2 separate regions of the Homo sapiens genome follow, and region 2 is linked to region 1. The links are chromatin loops, found by intact Hi-C in ENCODE. Cell type or tissue: K562. All regions are shown on one strand. Each heading gives the region's core, and the rest is flanking DNA. Links, peaks and the distances in the headings are about the cores only.

Evidence for each region. Hi-C counts contacts between places; a loop is a spot of excess contacts. Peaks named below come from ENCODE experiments on the same cell type or tissue, not always from the same donor. Only the 100,000 strongest peaks of a DNase experiment are listed, where the experiment ranks them.
Region 2: it touches region 1 in a loop (4-fold over the local background); 11 of 110 quality-filtered maps call a loop at or near these places.

The regions. Positions count from the first base shown.
Region 1 is chr16:70,528,300-70,531,212 of GRCh38, reverse strand. It overlaps SF3B3 (splicing factor 3b subunit 3), which reads right to left. Exons shown (of 26, transcript NM_012426.5): 3 at 2,014-2,340; 4 at 296-468. It overlaps SNORD111B (small nucleolar RNA, C/D box 111B), which reads right to left and starts at 1,714; the gene lies at 1,614-1,714. In K562, for the core only: a CTCF peak has its summit at 1,634 (motif pointing left); no DNase peak of the experiment used is centred there.
Region 2 is chr16:70,266,063-70,268,975 of GRCh38, reverse strand. It overlaps AARS1 (alanyl-tRNA synthetase 1), which reads left to right. Exons shown (of 21, transcript NM_001605.3): 8 at 597-705; 9 at 1,167-1,317. Among named protein-coding and RNA genes, the nearest start is that of EXOSC6, 16 kb to the right of the region's middle. In K562, for the core only: a CTCF peak has its summit at 1,252 (motif pointing right); a DNase peak (open chromatin) is centred at 1,255.

The DNA of each region.
Region 1 (2,913 bases), core at 290-2,789:
CACTGCAAGCTCCACCTCCCGGGTTCACGCCATTCTCCTGCCTCAGCTTCCCGAGTAGCTGGACCACAGGCGCCCGCCACGATGCCCGGCTATTTTCTTTTTGTATTTTTAGTAGAGATGGGGTTTCACTGTGTTAGCCAGAATGGTCTCGATCTCCTGACCTCATGATCCGCCAGCCTTGCCTCCCAAAGTGCTGGGATTACAGGCGTGAGCCACCACGCCCGGCCGGAAAACAATCTTAAAAAAAAACACTGAGGTGACTGAAAGAAACGCAAAGAGACAGGGTCCCCATTACCTCATAATCCATTTCCAGACAAGCAAACATTGGATTTTCAAATCCGACATCTACTCCAACTACATGATACACTAAAGTGTTTGCTTTGTGGGCTTCCAGGGGAGATGAAATGGTAAGTCGGGCTGCAGCATCTCTGTTCAAAATATACACCAATTTCTGTTTCTCAATGGCACCTGTAGTTGAAGGAGATAAAACATACAAGATTCCCAGATAATGAGAAGAGAGACTTATAGAACAGCTAGAGTCACATCATGCTTTTCTTTTAATCATTATTAACAGCAGTAACTCTACAAGTATAAAAACTCAGGATTCTGTTTTCTATCATCAGAATAGCACTTTGGGAGGCTGAGGTGGGTGGATCACCTGAGGTCAGGAGTTCAAGACCAGCCTGACTAACACAGTAAAACCTTGTCTCTACTAAATACAAAAAATTAGCTAGGTGTGGTGGTGCATGCCTCTAATCCCAGCTACTTGGGAGGCTGGGGCAGGAGAATTGCTTGAACCTGAGACGCAAAGGTTGCAGTGAGCTGAGATCGCACCACTGCACTCCAGCCTGGGCAACAAGTGCGAAACTCTGCCTCATTTGAAAAAAAAAAAAAAAAAGAATAGACAATAGTGGAGCTGGGCACAGTGGCTCAAGTCTGTAATCCCAGCACTTTGGGAGGCCAAGACAGAAGGAAGGATTGCTTGAGCCCAGGAATTCAAGACCATCCTGGGCAGCATTGTGAGATCCCCATCTCTCTCTTATTTATTTATTTATTTATTTATTTATTTATTTATTTATTTATTTTTGAGATGCAGTCTCACTCTGTCGTCCGGGCTGGAGTGCAGTAGCGCTATCTCGGCTCACTGCAACCTTTGCCTCCCGGGTTCAAGCGATTCTCCTGCCCCAAGTAGCTGGGATTACAGGCACCCACCACCACACCCAGCTAATTTTTTGTATTTTTGGTAGAGACTGGGTTTCACCATGTTGGCCAGGCTGGTCTCAAACTCCTGACCTCAAGTGATCCTCCCACCTTGGCCTCCCAAAGTGCTGGGATTACAGGTGTGAGCCACCGCACCTGGCTGAGACCCCATCTCTTTTAAAGATAAATAGCCACCGTGCCCGGCTGAGACCCCCATCTCTTAAAAATAAATAAATAAATTTTTTTAAAGACAATGGCATCATTGTGGCCCCCTTCTTCCTAATACAGGTCTTAAATATCCCACTAACTAGTCAAAATTTTTTAATGAGTCCTACATTTAAGGATACTGAAAAACAGTAATTCATAAAATTATCATTAGCCTTATTCTCTGAAATAGATCTAACGATTTATGACTGCCCTCTAGAGGCCTGATCAGACACACAAAAATTTTCTTCAAGAATTTATCAGAGAAGAGACATGAATGTGAATCATCACTTCAGGCTGATGAAAGCAACGATATTCACTGTCTAATAACATAAGATCATTTCATTGTAGTCTTTTTGCCAAAGAAAAAGAAATTGAAAAACACCCATTTCCAACTAGATGGGAAGTAGAAAGGTGTGTTAAGATTTTTCCCATTGTTTTAAAAGAAAATGCAACTCTTTTAAAAAGGAAATGCAACTTTAAACCTAGAGTAAATCCAAACATGATGCCAAACCCACATAAGTAATTAATTGGCACTGGCACACCACCAAGAGCACAGCATTGTTATCCTAAACTAGGCATATACAGCAAGTAGAGTAAATCACTTACTAATCATAACGGCTCGCCCTTTGGGATCCACAGCTAAGAACTGGCCAGGAACGATGCGACGGCATCCACTCTTGCCAAAGGTTTCTTGGTGAATCTTCTCAAACATATTCTTAGATGGCTGGTATTCCAAAATAACAATTCGACCAGAGTCACTGCCAACTACAATGTAGTCTTTGGTGCCACCTGTCAGCCTAAAGGCCATGAGTGACCGGATAACACCGAATACTTCCACAGTGAGTAGGGTATGTACTTTGCCAGTGTTGGGGTCTGGGCGAAGCAGCTCCAAGATCTTCCCACGGGAAACAACAATTTCTTGTTGTTTGGTTCCTAGATCACCAAAAAATAAAGATCATAAACAACCAGAACCCAGCCTGGCCACCATGGTGAAACCCCGTCTCTACTAAAAATACAAAAATTAGCCAGGCGTGGTGGCACATGCCTGTAATCCCAGCTACTCGGGAGGCTAAGGCAGGAGAATCGCTTGAACCCAGGAGGTAGAGGTTGCTGTGAGCCAAGACTGTGCCACTGCACTCCGGCCTGGGCAACAGAGCAAAACTCCGTCTCAAAAAAAAATTAGTCAGGTGTGATGGCCTGTGCCTCTAGTCCCAGCTACGTGGGAGGACAGTTTGAACCCAGGAGTTCAGAGAATGTAGTGGGTTATAATCCTGCCATTGCACTCCATCCTGGGAAACGCAGCAAGATATCGTCTCTAAAAAAAAAAAAAAAAAAAAAAAAGGCCACGCACAGTGGCTCACACCTGTTATCCCAGCACTTTGGGAGGCTGAGGCAGGCAGATCACTTGAGGTCAGGAGTTTGAAACCAGCCTGGCCAACATGGTGGGATCCCATCTCTACTAAAAATACAAAAATTAGCCAGGTGTGGTGGCACGTGCCTATAATC
Region 2 (2,913 bases), core at 164-2,663, 260 kb after region 1:
TACGACCTCCCAAAGTGATGGGATTACAGGTGTGAGCCACCATGCCCGGCCTCTTTATGAAACTTAAAGCCATCTTTCGTTATTGTTTCCTTGTCTTGGGCAGGTGGAAGAATCCCCCACCCCTTTTTTAAGGGATGAAGGGAGTTTCAGCTAGTGTCACAGAGTTGCCACTATATTAAATCTCTGCTGCTGAGTACAGATGATAAGGATTGTATTCAAAGTTGCCTGATAGGAGATTGGCAGGGGCAGGGTGAGGGTAGGTATTGACCAGCCCTGGGAATCTCTCTTACTGACAGGCAGGACCTGGGATCACAGGCATCAAGTACACATCTGGTCTGTCCATCTTTCCTCCCTCTATGGGTAACTGAATGTGAAAGGAAAACAAACCAGCGTTTACCCTAGGGAAGCCTTGACGGGTATTTGTGGGTATGTTACTGAGTCTTGTGCTAAAATTAATGACCTTGGGGAATGCGAAAGAAGCAGGCTTAGGATAAAAGAAAGTTCCTGAAAGAGGTGTTGCTTTGGGTAGGATTCCAAGGGACTCAAGACAAAACCCTCAGCTGGGAACGTTGGGGACTAGTTTTTGCCTCTTACAGATATGTGTTGAGACGGATTCTCCGCCGAGCTGTCCGATACGCCCATGAAAAGCTCAATGCCAGCAGGGGCTTCTTTGCTACGTTAGTGGATGTTGTCGTCCAGTCCCTGGTAGGTTTATTTCTCTGCTTACCCTTCTGTGCTAAAGCAGTCCGTTAAGAGGGATGGAGTGGGAGAGGGCATACTGTTAAGCAGCTTTTTGTTGCTGTTTTTTGAGACGGAGTCTCACTCTGTCACCCACGCTGGAGTGCAATAGAGTGATCTTGGCTCACTGCAACCTCTGTCTCCTGGGTTCAAGCGATTCTCCTGTCTCAGCCTTCCGAATAGCTGGGATTACAGGTGCACACCGCCAAGCCTGGCTAATCTTTTCTGTTTTAGTAGAGACAGGGTTTCACCGTGTTGCCCAGGCTGGTCTTGAACTCCTGAGCTCAGGCAATCCACCTGCCTCGGCTTCCCAAAGTGGTAGGATTACAGGCGTGAGCCACTGCACCCAGCTAAGGAGCTTTTTTAAGACGGGGCAGGGAACAGTCTCTGGCTTCATCCAGCCCCTCATCTTGCTTCCCCTTTGTCAGGGAGATGCATTTCCTGAGCTGAAGAAGGACCCAGACATGGTGAAGGACATCATTAATGAAGAAGAGGTGCAGTTTCTCAAGACTCTCAGCAGAGGGCGTCGCATCCTGGACAGGAAAATTCAGAGCCTGGGAGACAGCAAGACCATTCCCGGTAGGTACCAGTTTTTGCCCTTCTCCATCCTGGCCGTTTGATCTTTCTGGGAAAGACAAGCCCTTTCTGACAGACTGACTGTGGGCTCTCATGTCTCTGAGGCTGAACATAGCTTGATTGAATTGCTTTTGGTGCAAACTGGAATTTATAGTAAAATGGTAAAAGTAATGCATCATTGTGGCCAAAGTATTCAAACAATACAGAATACAAAAGTGTTCAGAAAATGAAAATCCTCTTTTCCACACTCATTTCTCAGAGGGAACAACTCTTAATGGTTTGGTGTAGAACTCTTCAGGATTCTTCTCTGTTTGCATGCAAATACATGTAGATATTTGTGTGTGTGTATTTTTCAAGCAAAAGTGGGAATATTTGGTATGTACTGTTTTGCAATTTGGGGAAAATTAATTCCAAAGATTTTCTCCCCAGTTTCCAAAGATTCTTTATTGAAGTATAATGAACAAGGGAAAAGCTTGATGAATTTTCACAAATTGAACACACATTCAGATCAAGAAATAGATTTGTCAGCTGGGTGTGGTGGCTCACACCTGTAATCCTAGCACTTTGGGATGCCGAGGCGGGCGGATCACGAGGTCATGAGTTCAAGACCAGCCTGCCCAACATGGCAAAACCCCGTCTCTACTAAAAATACAAAAAATTAGCTGGGTGTGGTGGCATGCGCCTGTAATCCCAGCTACTTGGGAGGCTGAGACAGGAGAATTGCTTGAACCGGGGAGGCGGAGGTTGCATTGAGCCAAAATCATGCCACTGCACTCCAGCCTGGGCAACAAGAGCGAAACACCATCTCAAAAAGAAAAAGAAAAAGAAATAGATGTGTAAGGCTGGGCACAGTGGCTCACACCTTTAATCCCATCACTTTGGGAGGCTGAGGCAGGCAGATCACCTGAGGTCAGGAATTTGAGACCAGCCTGGCCAACATGGTAAAACCCCATCTCTACTAAAAATGCAAAAATTAGCCATGCATGATGGCGGGCACCCATAATCCCAGCTACTCGGGAGACTGAAGCAGGAGAATCGCTTGAATCCTGGAGCTGGAGAGTGCAATGAGCCGAGATCACACCAGTACACTCCAGCCTGGGCAACAGAGTGAGACTCTCAAAAAAAAAGAAATAGAAAATTGTCCAGGTGAGGTTGTTTTTGTTTTTGAGATGGAGTCTCACTCTGTTGCCCAGGCTGGAGTGCAGTGGTGTGATCTCAGCTCACTGCAAGCTCCGCCTCCCAGGGTCATGCCATTCTCCTGCCTCAGCCTCTCTAGTAGCTGGGACTACAGGTGTCCGCCACCGCGCCTGGCAATTTTTTTATTTATTTTTTTTTATTTTTTATTTTTGAGACAGAGTCTTGCTCTGTCGCCCAGGCTGGAGTGCAGTGGCGCTATCTCGGCTCACTGCAAGCTCCACCTCCCGGGTTCACGCCATTCTCCTGCCTCAGCCTCCCGAGTAGCTGGGACTACAGGCGCCCGCCACCATGCCCGGCTAATTTTTTTGTATTTTTAGTAGAGACAGGGTTTCACCGTATTGGCCAAGATGGTCTCGATCTCCTGACCTCCTGATCCGCCCGCCTCGGCCTCCCAAAGTGCTG